Regions from separate parts of the Homo sapiens genome. Here region 1 is linked to region 2. Evidence: read pairs that join two places in POLR2A ChIA-PET (ENCODE). Cell type or tissue: A673. All regions are shown on one strand. Each heading gives the region's core, and the rest is flanking DNA. Links, peaks and the distances in the headings are about the cores only.

The links. Peaks named below come from ENCODE experiments on the same cell type or tissue, not always from the same donor. Only the 100,000 strongest peaks of a DNase experiment are listed, where the experiment ranks them.
Region 1: POLR2A ChIA-PET joins it to region 2 with 5 read pairs; 1 of 35 experiments calls an interaction of 5 or more read pairs at or near these places.

What each region holds. Positions count from the first base shown.
Region 1 is chr17:48,117,752-48,125,585 of GRCh38, reverse strand. It overlaps SNX11 (sorting nexin 11), which reads right to left. Exons shown (of 7, transcript NM_013323.3): 5 at 6,787-6,882; 6 at 6,400-6,612; 7 at 1,985-4,351. The coding sequence ends at 4,078. Among named protein-coding and RNA genes, the nearest start is that of SNX11, 14 kb to the right of the region's middle. In A673, for the core only: no CTCF peak of the experiment used is centred there; a DNase peak (open chromatin) is centred at 2,275.
Region 2 is chr17:48,913,704-48,916,203 of GRCh38, reverse strand. It overlaps UBE2Z (ubiquitin conjugating enzyme E2 Z), which reads right to left. Exons shown (of 7, transcript NM_023079.5): 4 at 17-128. Among named protein-coding and RNA genes, the nearest start is that of UBE2Z, 6.5 kb to the right of the region's middle. RefSeq lists an enhancer at 42-381. In A673, for the core only: no CTCF peak of the experiment used is centred there; no DNase peak of the experiment used is centred there; H3K27ac peaks cover 1,302 bases.

The DNA.
Region 1 (7,834 bases), core at 1,122-3,621, 790 kb after region 2:
CTCCTAGGAAGTGTAGTTCTTGTTAACATTTTGAGCATAAGTTGTCTGTTTATTATATCTTGAGATTTGAGGTCTCCAGCTTTCCAACTCCAAATCCAGTCATGGCTAAAATAGAAGTGTTTTTCCCCCCTAAGAAGTCGTATCTCTAATAAGGCCAGACTCAGTGGCTAACACCTGTAATCTCAGCACTTTGGGAGGCCAAGGAGGGCAGATCACCCGAGGTCAGGAGTTTGAGACCAGCCTGGCCAACATGGTGAAATCCCATCTCTAATAAAAATACAAAAATTAGCCAGGCGTGGTGGTGGACACCTGTAGTCCCAGATACTCAGGAGGCTGAGGCAGGAGAATCACTTGAACCCGGGAGGTGAAGTTTGCAGAGAGCCGAGATCATGCTACTGCACTCTACCCTGGGCAACAGAGCAAAACTCCATCTCAAAAAAAAAAAAAAAAAAAAGTCATTATCACCTCCCAAGCAAAGCTAACAGAGAGGATAGGAGGTACCTTGGACTCGGTAGTATGGATGTAAGGCCTTAGCATGAGAAAACTAAGAACTGTGAAAGAGCTCTGATTTCTGAGAACAATTCTGAAAAGCCCTGCAGGGTTGTTGTTTTTTTCCTTGAATGTAGTGGTAGACTTTTTCTTTTTTGGAGTGGTAGGGGACTTGTCTCACAGAGCTTGGAAAGTATCTCTCATGTGAACATATTCCACCATCATCTAAAAACATGCTTTTTAAAAAACCACACTTGGCTGGGCACAGTGGCTCACGCCTGTAATCCGAGCACTTTGGGAGGCTGAGGCAGGCGGATCACTTGAGGTCAGGAGTTCAAGACCAGCCTGGCCAACATGGTGAAACCCCGTCTCTACTAAAAATACAAAAATTGCCAAACGTGGTGGCTCACGCCTATAATCCCAGCACTTTGGGAGACTGAGGCAGGTGGAACATGAGGTCAAGAGATCAAGACCATCCTGGCTAACATGGTGAAACCCCGTCTCTACTAAAAATACAAAAATTAGCTGGACGTGGTGGCACGTGCCTGTAGTCCTAGCTACTCGGGAGGCTGAGGCAGGAGAATCACTTGAACCCGGGAGGTGTAGGTTGCAGTGAGCCAAGATGGCGCCACTGCACTCCAGCCTGGCAACAGAGCAAGAGTCCATGTCAAAAAATAATCATAATAAATAAAATAAAAATAAAAATACAAAAATTAGCTGGGTGTGGTAGCAGGCCCCTGTAATCCCAGCTACTCTAGAGGCTGAGGCAGGAGAACTGCTTGACCCCGGGAGGTGGAGGTTGCAGTGAGCCGAGATTGTACCACTGCACTCCAGCCTGGGCAGCAAAGGCTGCCCATCTCAAAACAAACAAACAAACAAATAAAAAAACACACACAAAAACATTGAGCTCAGTTTCCTCAACGAAAAAAGGAGCATATACCTAACCTACCTTCCTTGCTAGGCACTGAGAAGGGCCAATAAAATTATGTTTATAAAACTTAGTATTTTAATGTAAGAAAACACCCCCCTCACACACAAACACATTTCCTCCCACCAAACAACCTCCACAAGCTTGGAATCAGTCATCCTGGGTAATGGATGACTAGATGTGGGCCATGGAGGTATCTGACAGAAGAAAGGTGACTACATCAGGACAGAACTTGACTCAAAACTAAATTCTAAACAAAATATTTTTATCCTACAAAACAGCTCAATGAGCCACTCCCCACAGCTAATCCTCCATCTTTCATAGAGGTCATCTGGCCACAGTGGCTAGACCTGGGCACACGCAGGGACAGAGCAAAACAGAAGAGGGGCCTATGGCACTATCTGGATGGAGAGGAAAACTCATGTGCGCTATTTTTCGGATGACCCTAGGCTTGTATTATTAGAAAAGTGCTTTCCTTCCTAGGACTTCTCCTTCCAAGGCCTATACTCAGTTAAGAGAGAGACTGAAAAGAGATGGTGCCTGGCCTTAGATTAACTGAGGTGCTGTTGTATGCATGCTGCTAATGGATCATTAAAAAAGCTGGGAGTCAGAAAAATCACATCCATGTCTTTGAATGGCTCCTGCTGTCCCAGCAGCCTAGCCGGCTGGCAGAACTAGCTGCTGAGCACCAACTCCAGGAAGAAAAGGAGCAAACAGAAGAAGGCCAACCCAGCTTGCTGTTTTTTTGGCTGAGTAGGGAATTGACACAGACCACCTCCAGCTCCTGTCTGGAAGTTTCGAGATCAGAGAGCTTCAGGCACAGCTGGGTTCACAGCTGCACCATTTGGAGCATTGGGCTCATTAATATTCATGAGCCATCCCCACCAATCGGCAGAGCGGATGCCATTAGCTTAGCATCTGTCGGGTTTTTGTGAGGGTTGCACATGGAGTTTTTTTCCCCTTTTAAATGAACTTCTTCTGACATTTTGGATTTGCCTCTGTAGGTTTTCTATCCTCGCCTTGCTCTGCTGCATCATATAAAGGAGAGACCCAGGGGAGGCGGGCAGGAAAGAGGGATGAATACCAGCCAGGGCTTTGCATCTGCCTGTTGACAAACTTTATTTCTCTTTCAGCACCTGGCACCTCAGACAGACTGCGAGGATGGAAGCAGCATCAGGTAAATTATACCTAACAAGGTTCACGCCCAGAACTGTGAGAAGAGTTGGATCCCAGCTCTTTGGAAGACAATCCTTCCTCCAGTGGTGAACTTGAGCTGCACACACAATGCAGGAGGGCTACAGAGCACAGTTCTGAAGCATTATTTCCACACTGATAAATTCATGATTTATGAAAGGAAATACTGCCAGCGCTCACTCCCTCCTTCTCTGCTACAGCTTGTTAGACACAAATTGCAACAACAATCTTAAATACTTGCATTTTATTTCAGGCCAAAGCCCCTCCACTCTGAACTAAATGCCATGACAGTCCCACAGCATAGGCTGGTAGTAAAAGAGCCCACAGACAGGGTAGGATAGCCAGAGGAGGGAGGAGTGGGCGACAGGGAGGGGAAGGATCACACACACAAACCTAAGAGTAGAGCAATGCAGAATGCCTGTGGCACTCGGCTCCTACCAGCTCTGGCTCTCAGTGGAGATGAAGAATGGCAGCAGGAGGACAGAATGCCTCATTGTCTGAAGGAGAGCGTGTTGTTTCTCATCTCCATCCCCAGAGCCCTCTCTTTCAGGCAGGCAGAAACAAAGCCCTTGCACCCCACTGCACTGCGCAACACAGCAGAGACGCTGGTGGCGGAAGCCCTGGAGGCAGGGAGCTGCTACCAAAGGAGAAGAAAAGGATTCCAAAAAGAAAGGAGCCCACTCTAACCCTGCGGAAAAGATGGCCACATGTCTGCTTTATAACCAGAAGAGACAGTAACAGCCCGGGACAGCCTTTCCCAAAATAAAGGCCCCTGGGCTGTTACTGTTCCCTCTGGCTGTGGCCAGCCACTTCTCTCTCATGCATGACCATGAGCTGTTGTGCAGGTCTCAGGCTCCACTCAGCCAGGCTAAGGTCTCGGGACATAAATCCCCAGCAGCAGGAGTCACAGCACCAGTTCCATTCAGTGGTATCAGTGAAAGAAAAAGCAAGGAGGTGGGAAAGTAAATATTCATCCCCCTGTCCATGCAAGGAGGTAGGCAAGAGGCCAGCCTCCCACAAACAAAGTGCTCTAGGGCTACAGCAAAAACTGAAGCCAGCCAAGATGGGGATACAACATAACCACTCCCAGTGGGATGATGTTCAATATGGCAGCTTAGAATTTGCCACATACGGGTCCCCAAAACTGGTCACCTGAGGAGATACTCCTGGTCCTACATACAAATGACCTGCAGAAACTCAGATCCCAGGAGAGTAATATAGGGTTCTGTTCAAAAGCAACAGCCCCTGTGTCTTATGTTTAACTTACAAACATCTGCACAGTATTTGTTCCCATGGAAGAGGCATAAGGGGCTGTAATGACTGACCTCTGTCAATCAGCCCAAGCAGAGGTGACTAGAAGACACTAAGCAGCCCAGCCTCCCACATACCTGCCCTGTGCCCAGTCCCACCTGAGTAAGTCTCCTGGCCCGCATCTTCTCTGACCATCTCAGAGCAGAACCCAGAGCTCACTTTTCCAAAACTGTTTCTAACTGACCAGGGTCCAAAGGCACAGCATGATCTCCTCCCACAGCCCTCCTCACAGACTGAAGAGTGGAGGTTCCCTCTTTGGGTCTTCCAAAATCACAGCATAATGGTGAGGAGAGGGGTGGGAGAGTGGGACTTTCCAAGGAAGGAACCTCAGAGTCAACAACTGGAGCCCACACTTCTAAATGGTCCTTTTCTTCACTGGGAGGCGGTGAGGGAGAGCTCCTCCTACCCGATCTTGGAAGAAAGCAGCAACTGGAAAAGAGTGGGAAAGGGAAAAGAAAGGTATGAACAGCTTGGGTAACATAGGGAGACTCCGTCTCTACAAAAAAATAAATTAGCCAGGGATGTTGGCATGTGCCTGTAATCCCAACTACTCAGGAAGCTGAGGCCAGAAGATTGCTTGAGCCTTGGAGGTCAAGGCTGCAGTGAGTTATGATTACACCACTGCACTTCAGCCTGGGCAACAGAGTGAGACTCTGTCTCAGAAAAAAAAGTATGAACATATAAACAAAAATGAACAGAAAGGGAAGTCTCTCTGAGCCTGTTCTGACTCAGGAGGCTGCCCGATTAAAAAAAAAAAAAATGGCTGGGCATGGTGAATTATTTGAGTCTGGGAGGTGGAGACCAACCTGGGTAACCTGGTGAAACCCTATCTCAATTTAAAAAAATAAAAAAGAGGCCGGGCGTGGTGGCTCACGCCTGTAATCCCAGCACTTTGGGAGACCGAGGTGGGCAGATCACGAGGTCAGGAGATGGAGGCCATCCTGGCTAACACGGTGAAACCCCGTCTCTACTAAAAATACAAAAAAAATTAGCCGGGCATGGTGGCGGGCGCCTGTAGTCCCAGCTACTCGGGAGGCTGAGGCAGGAGAATGGTGTGAACCCGGGAGGCAGAGCTTGCAGTGAGCTGAATCGTGCCACTGCACTCCAGCCTGGGCAACAGAGCAAGACTCCATCTCAAAAAAAAAAAAAAAAAAAAGGCCAGGTGCGATGGCTCACACCTGTAATCCCAGCACTTTGGGAGGCTGAAACGGGTGGATCACCTGAGGTCAGGAGTTCGAGACCAGCCTGGCCAACATGGTGAAACCCTATCTCTACTAAAAATACAAAAACTTAGCTGGGTGTGGTGGCAGGTGCCTGTAATCCCAGCTACTAGGGAGGCTGAGGCAGAAGAGTTGCTTGAACCTGGGAGGCGGAGGTTGCAGTGAGCCGAGATCATGCCACTGCATTCCAGCCTGGGTAACAGAGCAAGACTCTGTCTCAAAAAAAAAAAAAAAAAAAAAAACAGATAAATGCAAGTGAATGGATAAACAAAATGTGGTATATAGCACCATATAAATGGACTGCTATTTAGCCATAAAAATGGGGGAAAAAAAGAGAAAAAAACAGTAATGAAGTAATGACACATGATAAAATACAAATGAACCTTGAAAACATTGTTAGATGAAAAAAGCCAGTTACAAAAGACCACAAATCATATGACTCCATTTGTGTAAATGTCCAAAATAGACAAATGCATAGACAGAGAAAGTAGACTAGTGGTTGCCAGGAGCTGGGGGGGAGGGAAGGACAGGGGAGTCACTACTCATGGGTACAGGGTTTCTTTCGGGGTGATGAAAATGTTCTAAAATTGACTGTGGTGGCTGACAGTTATACAACCCTGTGACTATATTAAAAACTACTGAACTGTATCTAAAAAGGTAAACTTTATGGCAGGTAAATTGTGTGTCAATAAAGCTATTAGGCCAGGCTTATGCCAATAATCCTAGCACTTTGGGAGGCAGAGGCAGGCGGATCACCTAAGGTCAGGTGTTTGAGACCAGCCTGGCCAACATGGCAAAATCCCGTCTCTACTAAAAATACAAAACTTAGCCAGGTGTGGTGGCACTTGCCTGTAATCCCAGCTACTCAGGAAGCTGAGGCAGGAGAATCGCTTGAACCCAGGAGGCAGAGGTTGCAGTGAGCCGAGATCACGCCACTGCACTCCAGCCTGGGTGAAAGAGTGAGCGTCCGTCTCCACACAAAAAAATAAATAAATAAAAAGGGAGGGAGGAGGAATAAAAAACCGAATAAATGAGAAAGCTTTCCCTTCTTTCTCCCCAGGTTTCAGTAGGAGCCCCTGCTACCCAGTGGTGGGTTAACACAGACCCACCTGGATAGAAAGCCACGCACCCAAAGAACAAGAAAGGTTGTGAAAGGCTACCAATGCTATGACATTACTTTCCCTAACAAATGGACACCTCTCTGGTCCAGGTTATAGCAAACCTAGCCCCTGCTATCTCAAAGAGTACTCCAGTTACCTCTTAGGCTGGTCTCCTTTAGCCAGGTGAGAAGAGCTCTGCCTCTCTTCCTGGGCCCAGCCACAGTTTGACATAGCATATCGAAGAATGGCATCAGACACAGTCATGGTACTTCGGCCCTGGACACAGGCTTCTATCTCAGGCACCGAGAGCTGGCTTTGCAGGAATAGGTGCAACTGGCTGTCTGACAGGAGAACCACACTCTGCAGGACCCTGGGAAAAACACAGGTAGCACAACACAGAGCATCACCCTGAGGAACTGCTCTCCATTCCCCATCCTCTTAAGAACTTCTGGCTACCTGAGCAGGGAGCTCCATCCTGCCTGGCACATTCCTCCACCCCTGCCTCCACCCTTGGTGGCCAGCACCAGCCGTTCTGTCCACTCACTTTTCAAGGAAGTGCTGCAGACCTTGTCGTCGCTTCTCAATGAACTCATCTGAGGTGCCGAAGAAGGTTGACTTCCCAGGAAGTTCAGGAACAGGCCTGTGCAGCCACATGATATAACACCCATGATAAGTGTAACATCTAAGATAGTCATTCCGGCCTCTGATCAAGGAAATCCCTTAAAAAGAGGTCTAATCAATACAAATAGCTTTTTTTTTTTTTTTTGAGATGGAGTCTCGCTCTGTCGCCCAGGCTGAAGTGCAGTGGTACAATCTCGGCTTACTGCAACGTCTGCCTCCCGGGTTCAAGCAGTTCTCTGCCTCAGCCTCCCGAGTAACTGGGATTACAGGTGCAGGCCACCACACCCAGCTAATTTTTTGTATTTTTAATAGAGACGGGGTTTCACCATGTTAGCCAGGATGGTCTTGATCTGACCTCGTGATCCCTGCCTGCCTCGGCCTCCCAAAGTGCTGGGATTACAGGCATGAGCCACCGTGCCTGGCCCCAATTAGCTTTTAATAAGGGGTGGTGCTAACATTGACTGCATGCCAAGTGTCAAGCCAGACTGTGCTAAATGTTTTATAAACATGATTTCATTTAGTCATCCCAAAACCCCGTGAGAAAGATATTAACTCACTTCAGATCAGAGAAGTTAAGTAAATGTCTCACTGTTACACAGCTAATAAGCAGCAAAGCTCATATCAGAACCAGATCTATGACTATAAAACCCATGCTGATACATTATTTTTGTCTGTTTGATTTTAGAGACAAGGTATTGCTTTCCAAGCTGCTCTCTCCAGGTTGCCCAGGCTGGAGTGCAGTAGCATAAACGTGAGCATAGCTCGCCGCAGCCTCAAATTCCTGGGATGAAGTAATCCTCCTGCATCAGCCTCCCAGAATAACTATGACTACCGGTACGTGCCACTGTGTGCACCTAATTTATTTATTTGTTTACTTATGTATCTGTAGAGACAGTATTGCTCTGTTGCCCAGGCTGGTCTCAAACTCCTGGCCTCAAGTGATCCTCCTTCCTTAACCTCCCAAAGCACTG
Region 2 (2,500 bases), core at 1-2,500:
GCCCATCTGGCCTTACCTGTTCAAAGCCGGGCTCATTGTGATAGGGGTTCTCAGTCATCAGGGACTGGATAGAGATGAGCACTGAGGAGATGCTCTGGGCTGGGCTCCAGGCAGGTCCAGTCCATGTACTGTAAACACATCAGAAGGAATGGAGGGTGAGGCAGAGAAAGAATAGGGAACAAGTACCCTGGGGCCCGGCAACACCACCATAAGTGACTCACCATAAGTTTCTCTTTCACTATTAATACTCTGGAATTTCCCAGCCTCTGTCTCATGCTCATGTTCTGATTTCACCAGAAATCAGTCAATTGCCTAATCCTCAAATCAAGGGGGGGGGGCAAAAGAACAGGTAATAGCAAGCTATGTAACTTTGAAGGGATTTTCTTTGTACTAGAAACAGTTACGACAATCAAAACAAAAGAAATTAGGTAAGCAATTAGCTCCAAAGTTGTCTAAATGTTAATCTCCGTGGATCTCAAAGAGCTTGTTTATGGGTGGTGATGGAGTTAGTGAGGGGAGAGGGAAGTTGAGCATAAAGGGACACAGGTGACTGAAGCCATCTGGTTAGAGGCCATGTGGTGGGGCTATTGGGGATCCAGTTCTGTATCAAACCCCCAAGGAGTGTCAAATTCTCTTAAGACTACACAACTCTTCCAAAGAACAGGAAGAGAATAAGGGGTGCTTCCAGACAGTGGAAGGTCTGAAAATAATATATGGAAAACGTCAAATACCAAAATTGCTCCTCTCTTTCATAAACCCAACCAAGTATTAGGGGGAGGGGACAGCTTGGATGTTAATGACATTTATTTTTAGCTCAATTAATTGAAGAGATGGCACCGGAGCTGGAAGCCGAACACAACCTAAGCCAGGACTGGCTTGTTCAAGTTGACTGCCTGCTTCTGTTTCCCTGCTGTACTTGAGGAAAGCCCAAGTCAGTAATGCCTAATAGTAACTTCACTGGGGACTGCTCTTAAGTGCCTCTATCTTTTCAGCTTTGCTCCCCCAGGAACTCTAGACCTACTGCTCTCTGAAGCTTTACAACAGAGTCAACTCTCGTTAAATTTCTTTTGTCAGTAAGTCAGCCCAACATTGTTTTCTAGGTAAAGAGGAAAAAAAAAACATGGCTGATAAAGCTAATACAGTCAACTAGGAACACCTAAGAATTTTCTTTTCTTTCTTTTTTGAGACAAAGTCTCCCTCTGTCACCCAGGCTGGAGTGCAGTGGCGTGATCTTGGCTCACTGCAACCTCTGCCTCCCAGGTTCAAGCAATTCTTGTGCCTCAGCCTCCCGAGTAGCTGGGACTAGAGGCATGCGCCACCATGCCTGGCTAATTTTTGTATTTTTAGTAGAGACGGGGTTTCGCCAGGCTAGGCTGGTCTCGAACTCCTGACCTCAGGTGATCCACCCGCCTCGGCCTCCCAAAGTGCTGGGATTACAGGTGTGAGCCACCGCACCCGGCTGAAATTTTCTACTCTGTGATTCTTTATGGCAAATTTTCAATTTCAGGGCAGCTTCTCCTTTTCTACCTAACACACTTCTACTACTTTTACCCCACTGTCCTGTGGCTGGTATCTCAAAAGAGTTTTATATTGACCCAATGAGGGAGAGCCTACTTTGAGACACGCTTTCGCGAACAAATTTCATACAGAAGCAACGACTAAATTTCTTTATCATCATGGGTTTTAGCCTACCAGCAAAGACAATTAATTAAGTACCCTAACGAGATGAAGTACTTCTTTAAGGACAACCTCCTTTAAAAGACTTCTTCACTGCCAAAATCACAGCAGAACATATCCCTGGGTCTGAGCAAGTCCTAGAAAAATGAATCATGTCTCTAAGTTTATTTCAAATGCTGCTCTTCCCTCACACAAACCTGGAAACATGTTGGATAGCAGGAAAACAGAATAATCAGTTTGGGGGTACTTTCTCAACTTCAACCTGCACGTGTTCTCTGTCCCAGAGAAGTTCAGACCACTATAAAAACACCAATCCAAAATATGCGAGAAGATGTCCACACTGAGTTTTCAGCCCCCAAAGGCAACTAAAATGGGAACTCTATGAAGCAAAACCTCAGAAGCATCCAGAAAGAAGATGCACTAGAAACTCATTTCATATCTAATGTGATTTCCAATCTCAGACATTTGTCATTATTAAAATATTATAATCAGGTCAGGCATGGAGGCTCATGCCTGTAACCCCAGTGCTTTGGGAGCCACAAGAGGACGACTGCTTGAGGACAAGAATTCAAGACCAGCCTGGGCAACATAGTGAGATACCTGCCTCTACCAACAAAACAAAACAAAACAAAAACAAACAAAACAAAACAAAAATGAAACCATAATGATCACCACCACCACCACCGCCACTGCCTTCAAAGCAACTTATTGCAAGACTCAAATTAAGACACCCCAAATCTTGAATGGCACAGACCTGCAGCCTTTCTCAACCTGTTCAGGAGAGAAAATAAGGCCTTAACACCCCAAGAGAGTGGTTCTGAAA